2 separate regions of the Mus musculus genome follow, and region 2 is linked to region 1. A link is a loop called in an ENCODE intact Hi-C map of the cell type or tissue named here. Cell type or tissue: left cerebral cortex. All regions are shown on one strand.

Evidence for each region. Hi-C counts contacts between places; a loop is a spot of excess contacts. Peaks named below come from ENCODE experiments on the same cell type or tissue, not always from the same donor. Only the 100,000 strongest peaks of a DNase experiment are listed, where the experiment ranks them.
Region 2: a loop joins it to region 1, with 4 times the contacts of the local background. A loop is called at or near these places in 2 of 42 quality-filtered maps.

The regions. Positions count from the first base shown.
Region 1 is chr6:129,529,347-129,537,346 of GRCm38, forward strand. It overlaps Gabarapl1 (gamma-aminobutyric acid (GABA) A receptor-associated protein-like 1), which reads left to right and starts at 3,846. Exons shown (of 4, transcript NM_020590.4): 1 at 3,846-4,190. The coding sequence starts at 4,101. It overlaps 1700101I11Rik (RIKEN cDNA 1700101I11 gene), which reads right to left and starts at 3,938. Exons shown (of 2, transcript NR_045270.2): 1 at 3,892-3,938; 2 at 2,601-3,596. In left cerebral cortex, a CTCF peak has its summit at 3,244; DNase peaks (open chromatin) are centred at 3,513, 3,865, 4,400, 5,018 and 4 more places; H3K4me3 peaks cover 4,719 bases; H3K27ac peaks cover 3,169 bases.
Region 2 is chr6:128,436,246-128,444,245 of GRCm38, forward strand. It overlaps Fkbp4 (FK506 binding protein 4), which reads right to left and starts at 2,411. Exons shown (of 10, transcript NM_010219.4): 1 at 2,161-2,411; 2 at 325-469. The coding sequence starts at 2,265. Gm10069 (predicted gene 10069) reads left to right here and starts at 2,512. Exons shown (of 5, transcript NR_028593.1): 1 at 2,512-3,142; 2 at 3,270-3,451. In left cerebral cortex, CTCF peaks have their summits at 2,365, 2,584 and 4,197; DNase peaks (open chromatin) are centred at 1,606, 1,962, 2,469 and 2,934; H3K4me3 peaks cover 2,264 bases; H3K27ac peaks cover 1,725 bases.

The sequences.
Region 1 (8,000 bases):
AGACTAAAACCAGCTTCATTTCTGCCAGGCTGTTTCCAGTCTATTCTCACTGCTGAGGTGGTTTGTGGTTGCTCTGGGGCAATTAAGGCAAAGGTGTGCTGTTCCCTGGGGTATCCATGCCATTGGAGAGTAAAGGTTCCACTAGTCTGAGGATCGATCAGTCTGGTCTGACTGAGGCTTTTTCTATGGGCAGAGATCATTTTGGCCTGTGAAGGACAGCTTCTCCAGTAGGGGTGCTACTTGAAATCAAGATCCCCAGTACCATCAAGACTCTCTTAAAAATCTCTCTTTATCCATGTCTTCATTATTGTTTTAGGTGGTGTCTGTCTTCCTCATCTAGTGTCTACCTGAGACTAAAACAACATTGCTATTTGCTCTGGTCCTTCCAAATCTATTTACTGATTAACTCCCTAGCCCCTGCTGCCATTCACCAAGATCATGGTATCGAGAGGTGAATCCTTTGGGAATTGACCAAGTCCTGAGGGCAAAGTCTTTTTAAGATAAGGGATAAGGGATAAGTACCCTTATGAAAAAGAGGCTGCATAGATCCTTCCCCTGGGCCCCCTCTCCTAACTTTCAGGATCCTCTCCAGCATCCCAAGACAGCAATACCAGCTGTGAGCAAAGTGCTCCTGAGCATGTGAGAATATGTCATCTAAACTGTAATAGTTAGCTTGGAGCAAAATCTGAAACCCGTCTATGGAAGAGAAGAGAATTAAACTATGGTCACTGTTTAATAATTCAACTTCATTCCTAAGGAATTGGACTTTCTTCCAAAGACTACAACAGGCTGACAGCTGGACAGAAGTGAAGGGATATGACATTGTGACACTGTGAAAACTCATGTTAATACATTTATTTTGGCACTTATAACCCTCTTTGCTCTACCCATAGTGATAAAAACAAGACTGAACACCATTAGGAGTGGGTGAGAATAAAAATGGTGGCTTTAAAGCACATTCATGAGTCTTTAACAACTCTCCTGTACTGAGATACTGTCCTGAATCTAAGCAGAACTGTGTTTAAAACAATGAAGCTGAAGCTGTCACCTCCTGGTGCTTAACTTGTTAGCTGGAGAGAGCTCAATTCACTGTACCCAGGAAGGAGACTTTAGGGTCATGAAAGGTTCCTGGCACAGGAATCAACCAGTCTCAGTCAGATGATCTTTGGTATTTGTTTTGTAGGTAGCCATTTACTTAAAAATTAACCAAACAATACAAAACAAAAAACTTCTTTTTAAAAGTTCAAGCTGAACAAGTTAAGTTTTCTGATGTTTGTTAGTAAATTATGTCTAGTTACAACCAGGTCAATACTCTAATTCTGGCTTTTATTCATTGACTTATATATAATAGTAGAAATTATAAATAGAAGAAACAGCCGGGCGGTGGTGGCGCACGCCTTTAATCCCAGCACTCGGGAGGCAGAGGCAGGTGGATTTCCGAGTTCGAGGCCAGCCTGGTCTACAAAGTGAGTTCCAGGACAGCCAGGACTACACAGAGAAACCCTGTCTCAAAAAAAAAAAAAAAAAAAAAAAAAAAAAAAAAAATAAATAAATAAATAAATAGAAGAAACAAAACAACTTCATATTCAGTTCCAAATCCTAATGACTGGGGAAAATGATGAGCTGTGTTTTAAGAGGCATAGAACACTGGGTATAAACTCTAGGAAGAATTACCTAATTGGGGAGGTACTGATAATTTTAAGATGCATTGTGGTGGTTGACATGACGGCAGAGGTAAAGTGCAGTTTACTTCCCAGAAGGAAGAAGACACCTGGAGCAGGGGCATATTGCTTGTCTTGTACTACTCTGAAATCTTCTCCATTACTGATATGCATAAAAAAACCAAAGAGATCCAATCTTAAAAATTACAACAGTACAAGAAACATTTGATGTGGCTATATGAGAAAATGTGGTCCTTTTAAAACTGCCCTTTGTATGGTTGAAGAAAGCAACTTAAAAGGTTTTTTTTTTTATCTGATTGTTAGTTTATAAATGTACCTGTGTACAACATTTTAAAGAACCTTCTGAGAATCAATAGTAAAATTGTGAAAATAGATACATTTTGTATTTTAATATGACTTATTTTTATTTTATTTGTGTGGGGGTTCTGCCTATATGTATGTATGTGCACCACGGACATGCAGTAACGTAGTAGAGGTCAGAGAGGGTATTAGGTCCCCTGAAACTGGAGTTACAGATACTCCTGAGCTGTCATGTGGGAGTTGGAAATCAAACCCTGGTCCTCTAGTAGAGCAGTCAGTGTTCTTAACCACTGAACCATTCTCCAGCTCCCAATACATTTTGCATTCTAATGTAAACGACTAGCATTTTAAAAATCCTAAGAGCTGATTAACCAACATTTCATCTTTAAATTTTCATGTACTGCATACATTTTCAGTGGACTGAAGAACTGCCCTTCAACTAGCTGAGACTGTACATCTATAAAAAAAAAAAACAAAACAACAACAACAAAAAAACAAACCTGAAGGTTACTCAGAAAACAACACTATTACCATTTTCATCCCAGATCTGTCTCAACTGGTTGTAAAATTTCTTCTGAAAGACTTAATTGTATTTGGGTCAAGGGTAAAATGAGTAGCTGGGTATTAAACTATTTTTAATTTGAAAATAAAAACAACAATAAATAAATACAACAATATTATATACCAATTCATTTGTCTTCATATGTAAGAAAGATTACCAGGAGAAAACCAAGAAGTGGGCTATGTATTTCATGTTCTTGTTTTGCCAGTTAAATTCAGTTCACTTTATTTTGCCCATATTTTATAACCATATCACTAAGTCATGTACATAAAATCAGGCAACAGGGCTGCTTGCCTGGTACCACTTAGTAGTCATTTTATTTTCACAGCACAAAGCATCCTTGAACTTTATCTCCGATGTTCCCAAGATATAGGTCTGGAGTTACTGCCAGTAGAATCAGAAGGGTGACCCCGCATCCAAAGAGTCTTAAGATGGAAACCCGGTATGTCAGAGGGGCCTGGGCTGACTCTCTCTATACTATTGAGGGTCTTCCACCAGCATGCCAGTCAGAGCTTTTGGTGCCCAATAAGGCCTTTTCATCAGGACAACTACCCTACAGGTGATACCCACCCCAGAGCAAAGTATTGTTGGGGAAACATAGACACCTAAATGATTTGACCTCTGTATTTTCAAGAACTCAACAACCATGCTTCTGGGTGAACCTTATAAAATGAATGGATTCATCTCTCCTTGAACGTGAGTGAAGCCTGGTGTTCATCGCTGGCATCGCTTCTTCTAACCTTGATGACTTCATGTTCTTCACCCTTACACTTCTTCAAATCCATGAGTCATGCTCTGTTTATGTTGTCTCAGAACCAATTCTAGCACAGATCCAAACATAAGGACACCAGTCAGAAGGAGGAGTTGGGGCAGAGAAGGCAGGCCAGTCGTGGGTGCCAGGCAAAGGTCAAAATGCAAGCACAGGACATTTCAGCCCGGGCTACAAATCTCGTGACGCCTGGCACTTTTCCAACTCCAGACTCCTGATTCCATTGCTCTGGAAACAGCTGGATTTTCTTCCTCTGTGTTTGTTTTGGGCATCAAACAAGAAACTTGAAGGGGAGGGAAGACGACATTTGTTAGAGCATTCTTTGAATTAACAAATTACCTTTAATATCAATCCTCAAAAATAAAAACCCGACTACATGATTTTTGCGTTTCGATGGAGTGGTTTAGGAAAAGCTTGGGTGAAAAGAAGATACACAAATAAACAAAGCTTCTGTCCACCCGGATCCAGCAGGTCCTTAGCGCCGGGGGCGGAGCGGGGGTGGGGCGTCGTGATGTCACAGCACCGCCCTGGTGTTTTTGTGTTTCCAGCTCTTGGGAAAAGCCACCCTATTTCTTTACCTGGTGGTCCTTTACCTTCAGGCCGCGAGATCTCCAGGTCCTTCTCTGGACGTTTAGCCACGTAGTGCGGCGACTGGCGCGTGGGAGCTGACGCGGGTGGAGCGATTGTGATAAGGCTGACATTGACTGGGGGTGGCCAGACGCGAGACGCAGTCATCAGCGCGCGCAGCAGGCCCCGTCCGGGGAGCCCCTACATCCTGAGGTCCATCATGAAGTTCCAGTATAAGGAGGACCACCCCTTCGAGTATCGGAAAAAGGAAGGTGAAAAGATTAGGAAGAAATACCCGGACCGGGTGCCGGTGAGTGGGGGCGGGGAGGGAGAAGGCAAGCTTGAGGAGTTTGGGAGCTGGTTGCCCTGGAGCTACCGAGGTAGCCTGGCGATGGCGGGTGGCCCTGGCACAGGAGGGTCATCGGAATCAAGTATTCTTGACCGGCTTTGACAAGCTTGTATCCCCAGGGCCTGTAGCCACTTTTGGCATCTCGAAAGCGCAGCGTGCGCGTGGTGGGTGAGTCAGCAGGATTCAGCACCCATGGAGGTTGGGATGTGCGCGTGGCGAGGCCTGTGTGTGCGGGGGCGACTGGTTGGGGGCCGCAGATAGGATATGCTATAGAAAAACGCGTCCCAACCCTGTAGCAGCAGGTGAGATGAGCCTTGTGCCCATCCATGTCTGCTCAATTGGTTCTCCATGAAAACGAGTCTCCTTCCCATTTCCTTGAGCGTAGGAGGAAAAACTCGAGAAGCCCCTAGATTCTGACCTGCGTTTTTTTTTTTTTTTTTTTTTTAGAATTGGGGGTGGGGTGGGGTGAGGGGCTTCACCAGGCGGGCCCTCAAACAAGGTCATGCCTGCCTCCACCTCATTATTGTCTCCTGGGCCATGTGTGGAAAAAGAAGGTCCGTGCTCTGCACTGTGATAGGTGGGTGGGCTCTTGGATCTCAAGAACCAGTACTGAGAACCGTTTCCTCCATTAATTATACCCCGATTTAAGCAGCTAATACCTAGTTCATGCAGTGGGGAGAAAAATACTAAGGGAGTCTTCAGCATCCGGGTGTTTTCCACTTTACCCCCTCCCCCGCCCACTTGCCTTTTTTTTTTTCCTCCTCTTTTGAAGGCTGCGCAGCAGAATTGGAAGCAAAGGATGACATCGCTTTTAAATATGGTGGATAGAGGACCAGGGACTTTAAAAAATCGTTCTCTTTATTTGTACAGGCAATGATGTTATATTAGGTTGGCGTTCCTCTAACTTTGAAGGGTAAAAGAGCTGTGCTAACCTGATAATTTTTTTTTTTGATGCATAAGTAATAGGGGGGAGGGACTTCTTCCTTATTCTTTATCTCAGCCAGGGCTACCAGAAGAAACGGAGGTCCAGCAAGAGAAAGCCCTCAGCCCCATTTTCTACCCTCAGCCCCATTTTCTACCCTCAGCCCCATTTTCTATGAGGAAGAAGAGAGCTAACTATTCCACCATTCTCCAGAAATTACATATACATGGCTCTTCCAGAACGGCTGGGCACACTCCAGTCATGCCTTCCTACTACACAGTCCTTCACATGTTATTTCCTTGAGCTCAGGACTGTGGAGGATTGCTTTCAAAATTTCTCTCAGTTTGTCAGCCCCACTTAATATTTTAAAATTACACATGGACCACACAGCTGGCAGCACTCTGAATGCCTTGTCTGTGTACTCACCGACTCTCGTCACAGCATTAAAATCCCTGTGCTAGAGACATGCTCTGAAGCACAGGGCAGTGAAGTCACCACCCACAGGTTTGACATTGCTGACTGGTGGAGGAGAATTCCAGCCCTGGCTGTCATGCTTCAGGGCTTCCAGAGCCCTTGGGCTTCCAGAGTTTTGTTTTTGTTTTTGTTTTCCAGTTTGTAGTACAGTTAGATGAACGCCTTGTAAGGTTGAGCCCTAGAAGTAGGTTAACACCTGCTGCCATCTGGAGTTCAGGTGGTAGTTGGTGCCAGCCAGGAAACTTAAGTGAACACCTACCCCCATTATTCAGAACTTTAACAGAAATCCGAGCTGTGACCTGCAACTGTTTCCAAATTCAGCTAAAACCTCCGTCCTTCCTCAAGACAGAGCCCCCTCGCATTCAGTTGTGTACAGCACTCACCCACAATATTGCAGTTTCTCTGTATTCTCCTGTTTGTGACTTGATGCTGAATGTTTTACTTCAGTGATGATTTGTAAGCCAAGACACCTTCGCTTAGATCTCATGGATCCCTGGATTTCACACCCAGATGGTACCTCCCAATCTGAGAGGTTCTCAACCTCTCATCTGGTTGTGACATAGAACCCTGCTGAGATTTGTGTGGGGGTGGGAGTGGGGGCAACACTAAAATTGGAACCCTTTGCCTGGTGTCTTCTCCATGACTGGATTATAACAGGAGTTCTCCTGCCTTGGTCACAGGGCCGAATCTTCCTATGTTCAGGTATTTACAGGAAAGCCGCTAAGTTTCTAAGGCAGTCTGACTCACAACTTAAGCTTGGCCTCTTAAGAGGTGTGCGTGGGCCTTGGGAGAAGGGATCATGGGATCTTGAGATAACCGTGTGTTGGAGACCTGTAACAGCAGGAACTGTAGGACATACTATTTTTAAACATTTGTAAACATCCCTATGGTGTATGAGCCACTGCGACAGATGCAGAAAACAAGTCCCCTCTCCTTTTGGTTGGAGTTCCAGGACTCAAGAGTTCCTGTGGTGAATACCAGGGCTCCCTGTTTCCTGTGCTCTGTTTGTAACCTGCCTCTTTCCTTCCTCTTTTTTGGTCTATTTCTTTTCAAGTTCTTTTCTATTTCCCTTGAAGCTTTGGATTCACGTCTGTCTACCCAAGCATTTTCTTGTACTTGTTTGTATGGTATCTGGGGGTGGACAGGTATGTGGCTTGATGAAGAAGCTCGAAAAGGTCGGAAACACACTGACAGACACTCAGCTTCTAGGGATACTTGTCCAGTGTTGTTTCTGCTTCTTTGCTTTTGTGTATTTCCCATTTCTTATCTCTAAGATGAGATTTTCAAAACAAAGAATCTAATGTTAATATTCTTGTCAGATATTTTCTGTTCTCTGAGCCACTCTGTAAACATCACCGAAGATTTTGTGTCTTTTTCTTTGTTACAAAATGCAGAATCTTTAAAAGTGTTATGAAAAAACTTAATGTCGACATTGAAAGTCCCTTAAAATTCTAACACGGTTACTAATGCTGAATAACTTAGTGTGTGACTCTCAAAAAGTGTCCCTCATTATAAAAATTCAAAATAGCTTTCACTCAGCAATGAACACTTTTCTGCAAAGATTGAAATCTGAACCACATTACGTGCGTGTGTATGTGTATGTGTGTGTGTGTGTGTTAGTCATCACTGTAGCAGTGTCTGAGAAGGTCAAATTCTATAGGGAAAGAAAGCTACTGACTTCAGAAGTCTTTGTCCATGCTCTTAGATGGCCCCAGTCTTTGGCCTGGTGGTGCGTCAAACTATCGTGTTAGAAGCATAGAGGCACAGATGAGGGAGGATTAGTCTCTGGCTCAAACACCTAAAACCTCCATGATGCCCCACCCCTTAAAGTTTCTACCACTTGCTCATAGCACCAAGGCAGGAGCACTTTTTTTTTTTTTTTTTAACACAACGGCCTTTGAAAGGCAGTGAAGTTCTAAATTATAATGTTGTGCTTGTAACAAATGGCATTTCCCCCTCTGTGTAAGTGTGTACACAGGCGAGGGAGCATGTGTGTGATTGCGTGTATGTATGTGGAGGCCAGATGTTGGTATCTCACACAATTCTTGCTTACTCTTCACATTACTCAGTGTGAATCCAGAGCTTGCCCCTTTAGTTACTCCAGCCAGCCAGCTTGACCCAGGGATCTCCAGTTTCTGCCTTCCCAGCATGGGGACTGCACATCCAGTGGGCACTCACATGGAGTTTGGGGATCAGAACTCAGTCTTCACACTTTGACAGAGAGCGCTTTTGTGACTGCTTCTTCTCCTGGGTCTGTAAATGGTATTTTAGAGGAAAAATAAATAGGTCATCAGACACATCTTAGAAACACAGAACATCTCTTCAATTCTCTAATAAAATACCGTAGGGTGAATGACTTTTATAGCCCTTTATAG
Region 2 (8,000 bases), 1.1 Mb before region 1:
TGACCTCGGAACTCAGAAATCCGCCTGCCTCTGCCTCCCGAGTGCTGGGATTAAAGGCGTGCGCCACCACGCCCGGCTGTGGCCATTCCTTCTTAAGCTTCCTTCTGGTGGCCTTTTCTTTTGTGAGGGCTAGTTTGTGCTTTTTTGCCAAGGCTGGCTTGAACTACTACTGGCTCAAGGCTTGCCTCAATCTCTGGTCGCTGGAAACATAGGTAAGCAGTGCTGAGCCCAGCTCCAGCTTGGCTGGGAACGTCACTTTTTCTTGTGACAGCTGCTATCAACTTCGGAGCCTATCTATCCTGCCAACCCACTAACCAAGCCTACCTTTTCCCAGGTCAAAGGAGAATTTGTCCTTGCGGTCCAGACTGGAGTCAAACTTTGTGCCATCTAGCAGCCAGCCAGTGTAGTGGACAAAGACTCGGTCCCCGATCATGGGTGTCTCTGTGCCTGTACCCTCTCTCTTGATGACCTGGGGGGGAGGGGAAGAGAAGGTGAGTACCTAAGGATGTGGGCAGAAGGGCCCCAACTGCCCATAAGCCCCCCAAAGACACATACTGGATGGACTCGGCTGCACCCACTGCCCCCTGCTTCTTTTCAGCAGGTCCGAGAGCTTAGTCTTCAAATGATGGATACCAGTGATTAGCTTAGATTCAACTAACCTCCCTAGCCATCTCCCTCCAGGTCTTGCTTTAGAGAACTGCATATAATTTGGGTTCAAGTTTTGTCTATGGTTTTGGACAAGTTGCTAAACTATCCAGAACTTATCGGTCAGGCATTGAGGACAACCCCTATCCTCCAGAGGTGTTTGGGGGAAAACAAAAATAAAAACAAAAACCTGATAGAAAGTAGTGGATCACCAGATCAGGGTCTGGTTTGAATAGAAAGGAACAGGAGTAATGAAAAGAAAAAGATCCCCTCAAAACTGGGAAAAAGGAAGGACCAGATTACAGCCGAGCACAAAGGCTCTGTATCAGGCGCTGGAAACTACATGTGGGAAGGGAAACTACCTGTCTGGCAAGCCAAGGAGTCCTTTATCTCTCCTGCGTGTATAGGCAGGCGTCTATTTCTGCTTAACATTCTTATATATGGTGACCCCATAGGAGAGCCAATAGGTAGATATGGAACCCATCCTCTAAGGCTTCCTTGATAAGAATGTACAGGGCCCCGCGAAGGAATGGAGGATAAAAGAGGAACAGACCCCGTCTGGGAATCAGAACCTAGCGCAAAGGAGAAAGGGCCACATGTTCACGGGGAGCAGCAAGAGTTGAGGTAAAAAGCCAGGAGCATTTCTGGACCAACGAGGCTCCCTAAGGTCTCTGGTTTGCACAAGCCACACACACTAGAAACTGAGCAATGGGACTCACGGAGGAGAAACAATGGATGCAGGGAGACATGCAATGCAGGTTAGGATTTCACCGTCCTGGACTGCTGGCAGAACCTGCTCTGAAACGGCGTCCATTGTCCCGACCCGGGTCAGGGCGCCCTCCCCCTCGCTCCTCGGGCTATTTGCAGTCAGGCGATTAGTGAGCCGCTGGCTCTAAGGCAATGCACCTCCCCCCATGGCCAGCACCCAGTACCCCCCAACTCAGAAAGACTCAGGAGGGGCAGGCGAGGAACTACAGGTCCCGGCATGCATCGCTCTCGCTCTCCCCGGGCCGAGAAAGGGGGCACAGCATGGCCGAGCCCGTGACCTCGCTGGATCTCGGCGATTGCAAAAGGGGCGCAGAAAGGCACAAAGGGCTTTGGGCCAGGAACCTGCTCCCGGGAGCCGTTTCAGGTCCTAGCTAATGTTTAACTTTCAAGTGGGCGAGCCCTGGCGCACCTTCGTCCAGGTGGACGGCGCACGCTGCGGCCGAGGGGTTCCCGGGAGGCGAGGCCTGAGTCCCTCGGCGCGCCCGAGCCTCGTGCACCCCGCCCGGGCCCCCTGGCAGCGGCTCTCGCGCTCCGCTCCGCCCCTCTCAGCCGCACAGTGCAGCCGGATCGAGTTGGCGTTGCAGTGGGGGCTTCTTCCCGGACCCGGGCCGCACCCTCCGGAGCGTGCAGCCGCCGTGCCGTTTTCAGGGCTGCAGCCTGCGCAGGGAAGACGAATCCCCCCCATCCTCCGGCCGCGGTACCCCCAAGGCCCATGAGCCTGCAGCCGAGGACTCCGCGGCCCCTCACCTTGAGCACGCCCTCGTCCTGTTTGGGGCTGATGTCCACTCCTTCGAGAGGCAGGGGCGCCGACTGCGCCCCGTTCTCCGCCGCCTTCATCTCCTCGGCGGTCATGGCCGCTGGGCGCACCGTTGGCTGCGAGAGTGTGGCAAGCGCGAGCACGGCACTCTGGCCGCCGACCGGAGTGAGCGACGGGGCGGCGTGCGGCGGAAGGCGGCGCTGCCCACCTCGAACCGCGCTCCAGGCTCGCGCACCCGGCTATCCGCGCGCTCGCCGGCGGCGGCCGAGTGGGGTGACGCCGAGGGGCGGGCCTGGCGCGGCCCGGCCTGCAATTGGTCCCCTCCGCCTCGGGGGCGGGGCAGGGAGGAGCGGCACGAGCGGGCTGCAAAGGGGCGGGAGCGGAGAACTTTCTAGAGAAGCGGTTAAACGGGTTGAGGCTCTTGGACTGAGGGTACTGGAGTGGTTTGGTTTTTTTGTTTGTTTGTGTCGTTTTTGTTAAGATTTGCTTTTCTGGTTGATGGCCCCTAGGAGTGCCCTCCTCCTACACCAGGACCTCTGGGATCACAATCTTCCCTATGTCGTTCCGCCCCACCCCCACCCTTACCCCACCCCTCTGCCCGCGTCTAAGCGATTTTTCCAGATCCTTCTCTATCCTCAGGACTCCAAGTGGCGAGCCTCCCAAGTCCGGGCCTGCCTCGTGGCCGGCCCTGCTCACCCAGGCCCACAGCGGAATAGCTGGAGACAGGCAGTCAGATGTGAAGTGGCAAAGATCGGCCTCCCGTGATTGTGCCACAGATGCCCATGGTTCCAGGCGTGGGCACCTGAGCAGTGTGGGAAAGAGAGGTCGAGGGATTGAAAGTGTGGGCCCCGTAGGGACAGTTTCAGCCCAGGTGCACAGATCGGACACAACTTTGCCCTCCCTGCAGCCTGGCAGGCCCACCGCAAAAATGCCATGAGCAGATTTATAAGAGCCATAGACTTGTAAGTGGAGGTACGTGTGTTAAAATTCCTTTTCTCCCACCATACTAATCAGCCTTTTTTGGTTAGTACTGGCACACAAAATGGTTTCAGCTCACGCGAAAAAAAAATTTTTTCCCCCTTCCCCCTCTTTACTAAAGGTGAATAGGAAGGAAGGTTTTCTCAACCTGCTCGCTGCTCCTATGAGATGCCTGTGGAGTTCTGAGTCTGTGTGGCTAAAACCATGAAGTTCTGATTACCGGAACAGTGCTGGCTTGATGGAAGATCTGTCTGGAGAGGTCCTGACTCTGCCCAGCAGTTTAGTACCCAGTTATACAGCCTGGTGAGTGCTATCAGACCTGCCTATTGTATTATTGGCTTTGCGAGTTTTCATTCCAGTGTAATGAACTTTTTGTCTCTGTGTGCCCAGCATGGTGCTGTTCGTGGTCCAACGCAAGTGATGGCGTTTAAGTAGGCAATAAGCTAGTTATTATATGGTGCCTGCGAGATGGCTCAGTGGATGTTGGTGCTTTTGAAAGTCTTTAGACCTGGGTTTTATCCCTAACACCCACAGTATTGAGAAAACCCCTTCAAAGTTGTCTTTTGACATCCACACTTGTGCCCTATTATCCCTCCCAAAGAAGTGAAATAATAATAACCCTTATTATGATGGTTTAAGTATATTAGGTATTTTATTGTAGTCCCTTCTGATGGAACCAAACAAATGGGTTGTAGAAGTAAGCTACTCTTTCCAGCAATTTATAGTCTCATGAGTTTAACCATGGTCTGATTTGTTAGGTGGCTAGAGACACTGCCAGAGAATATGTGGGGTGTGTGTGTGGCTACTCTGGTAGTGAAGGCTCTTGGTAGTGAATGGAGCCTTTGTATACCACTGCCTTGCACATGGTACTTATCTTTCTGGTGCTCACATAGGTACCTGCTGATTATGGTCTTTGGGTGTTATCTGGCACAGCAAGTTGTGATGGAGAAAGTATTAGCAGTGAGTTTGTGTCTCTTCCCTGAGAACAGCATTGTTGGAGGCCTAACTCCTTTGATCTCATGAGCACCTCCCAGTGGAGCACTCAGCACCAGCACTCAGTGCCTGCAGACTGCGGGCACAAAGTTACCTAAGGTTATGATAGACAGCTCTTATTGGTTAGCAATAAGCAAAGGGTTGGCTCACCTTGCAGTATAGCTGTCAAAACTGGGGCAGGTTTTGTCTGTGAGTCCTGTCAATAGGGTGACCCAGTGGTTACAAAGGAGGGAATGTTCCGGTGTGTCTAGTGCAGCACTTGGCTTCCAGTGGTAAGTGGATAGGTGATGGCCACTGCTATAATGTGATGTGTGTGGGGATGGCGGTGAGCATGAAACACTGCAGTAAGGGCATGGAGCACTGTAGTAAGGGCATGGAGCACTGCAGTAGGAGCATGGAGCACTACAGTAGGAACATGGAGCACTGCAGTAAGGGCATGGAGCACTGCAGAAGGAGCATGGAGCACTGCAGTAGGAGCATGGAGCACTGTAGTAAGGGCATGGAGCACTGCAGTAGGAACATGGAGCACTGCAGTAAGGGCATGGAGCACTGCAGTAAGGGCATGGAGCACTGCAGTAGGAGCATGGAGTACTGCAGAAGGAACATGGAGCACTGCAGTAAGGGCATGGAGCACTACAGTAGGAACATGGAGCACTGCAGTAAGGGCATGGAGTACTGCAGAAGGAACATGGAGCACTGCAGTAAGGGCATGGAGCACTGCAGTAAGGGCATGGAGCACTGCAGTAGGAGCATGGAGTACTGCAGAAGGAACATGGAGCACTGCAGTAAGGGCATGGAGCACTGTAGTAAGGGCATGGAGCACTGCAGTAGGAACATGGAGCACTGCAGTAAGGGCATGGAGCACTGCAGTAGGAGCATGGAGTACTGCAGAAGGAACATGGAGCACTGCAGTAAGGGCATGGAGCACTGTAGTAAGGGCATGGAGCACTGCAGTAGGAACATGGAGCACTGCAGTAAGGGCATGGAGCACTGCAGTAAGGGCATGGAGCACTGCAGTAGGAGCATGGAGTACTGCAGTAGGAACATGGAGCACTGCAGTAAGGGCATGGAGCACTGCAGTAAGGGCATGGAGCACTGCAGTAGGAGCATGGAGCACTACAGTAGGAACATGGAGCACTGCAGTAAGGGCATGGAGCACTACAGTAGGAACATGGAGCACTGCAGTAAGGGCATGGAGCACTGCAGAAGGAGCATGGAGCAATGCACTAAGAGGGAAGGTATCCTGCAAGGACATGAGGACAGGTCTCCAGTGAGAGGGCTTTCCCTCAGCGATGCAGCTGTGGATGGAGGCCAACAGACAGGGACTGAGGTCTGGAACCTCAGGGCAGGGCTATGTGCATCTGGAATTTTTCCTGGTCGTGTATGTCCCTTTTTTTTTTCTTGAAAAAAATTTAAGTTTTTTTTTTTTCCCTAACCTTTTTACATGTATGGGTTTTTTGCCTGTATGTTTGTCTGAGCACTGTGTGCGTACAGTGCCCATGAGGCCTAGAGAGGGCACTGGATCCTCCAGGGTGGCATTAGATCAGTGTACTATCATGTAAAGCTGGGAATTGAACCCAGGTCTTCTGGAGGAATGGCCAGCCTGAACCTTCCTCATGTGCACTCCTTAGGAGGTCTCGTGGTCTCCTCCTCCTCCACCCTCCTCATTTAAATAATACTGTCACTGTGCCAGTAAGTGTGCACCCATATGTATATGGTATTCTTCTCTAGCCCTTTCTACCTAAAAGAACGTATTTTCTGTTATGGTACTGTATGGTTGGAGTGTGTGTGTGCGCGTGTGTGTGCGTGTACCTGTTTCAGCATGGATGTTCCACAGCATGACTGGCAGTCAGAAAACAACTTTGTGGAGTCAGCTCTTACCTTCCACCTTGACATGGACTCTAGAGAGAGAACGCAGGACATCAGGTTTGCACTGCACAGTGCTCTCAGTGGATGAGTCCATCCCCCCACCCCCACCCCCACCCCCACCCCCTAAGACACCTCCACCTCAAGACAGGGTCTCGCTATGTAGTCCTGGCTGTCGGCTGTCCTGTAGCTCACTCTGTAGACCAGTCTGGCATCGAACTCACAGAGACCCACTTGCCTCTGCCTCCCCAGGGCTGGGATTAAAGGCGTGCACCTGGTTCTCAGTCCATCCACCTTTTGAGACAAGGTTTGACATTGAACCCAGCACTTGCTGATTGGCTGATTGGAGAGCTCTTGATCCTCTGGTTTCTTCTCAAACAGGAGGTCCCTACCCTTTAAAGCAACAGGTTTCTTGTTTTCCTCCCCCAACCCCGTTTTCTCGATAAGATTTTTGTCTGTTGTAGATTTCTTACTTAGAGGATGATGCATTTTAAATGTCTTGCATTAAAATTGTAATTTTATGTTTTTGAAGAATGGCAGCAGCACAGGAAAGAGAGGAACAATTGAAAACAAAAGAAAAGGATTCTTCAGAGAAGAAACAGGCCGGGCAGTGGTGGTGCACACCATTAATCCCAGCACTTGGGAGGCAGAGGCAGGCGGATTTCTGAGTTCGAGGACAGCCTGGTCTACAGAGTGAGTTCCAGGACAGCCAGGGCTACACAGAGAAACCCTGTCTCAAAAAACAAAAAAAAAAACAAACAAAAAAAAAAAACAAAAAACAAAAAACAAAAAAGCAGAGAAGAAACAGAAATGGAAACTAGAACATGTGGGACAGATTTTCCTAGAATGCAAACAAAAATACTGCTAAAGATGTTGAAAACAAACAAACAAACAAAAACAGTGAAGTGAAGCGCATGCAGGGTCGGCGGGAGGACCGGCCTGCTCTGTCCCCTGCTGCCGCAACACTGAGCAGTGGGTTTTGTACTTTCCAGGTTGGAAGTCCTGTTTGCCATTGGGTTTTTCAGTCCTCATGCAAAGTGATGGGTTTCATTATGGCCTTTCATATATAGATGTCACTCTCCTTTGTTCTTGTCCTCTGTTCTCTTCTACCCACTCCCCATTCGGCTTGCCTTCTCCCTTTCCCCAAGTGGTCTCTCTTTCTGTTTTCATCTCCAATATACATATTTGATGCATTTAGATCCCACACGTGAGGAAACATATTTATTCAAGTCTGGCTTATTTTGCTTAGAATAATCTTTGGTTCTGTCCTTTCTGTGTGGCTGAGTAGCGTTTCACTGGGCATATATACCACATTTTAAAACTCACCTGTCGCTGGACTCCTCAGCCTCACCACAGTCAGTGGCTGTGAAGCCTGCAGCAGTGGGGCGGAAGCCCCGTGGCCACTTCATGAGACTTAGCCCTAGGTCTTTTTGTTTGCTGTGGCTTTAAATGTCTCCAAAGCTCTTCTGTTACTGTTTTTATGTTTTGGAAGTGAGATCTCACCATGTATCCCATCGTGGCCTCAGTCCTTGAGCCTCTGCTTTCCAAATGCTTGGATTAAAAGCCTGGCGGGGCAGTGGTGGCGCTCACCTTTAATCCCAGCACTTGGGAGGCAAAGGCAGGCGGATTTCTGAGTTCGAGACCAACCTGGTCTACAGAGTGAGTTCCAGGACAGCCAGGGCTACACAGAGAAACCCCGTCTCAAAAAAAAAAAACAAAAACAAAACAAAAAACAAAAAAAAAACAAAAACAAAAAAGCCTGTGCTACCATGGCAAGCTCTCCCCCCCAACACCCCCCCCTCCGTTCCAACTGGGCAGTTCAGTGGCTTTAAATATAATATAACGTTGTGCAACCACACAATGTTGATTTTGTGTTTGTTCTTGTTACAGTCTCCTATAGCGGAGGCTGGCCTTGACTGCTATGTGGCCAAGGGTGACCTTGAACTTCTGATTCCCCTGCTGCTACCTCCCAGCTTCTGGGATTATGATGGAT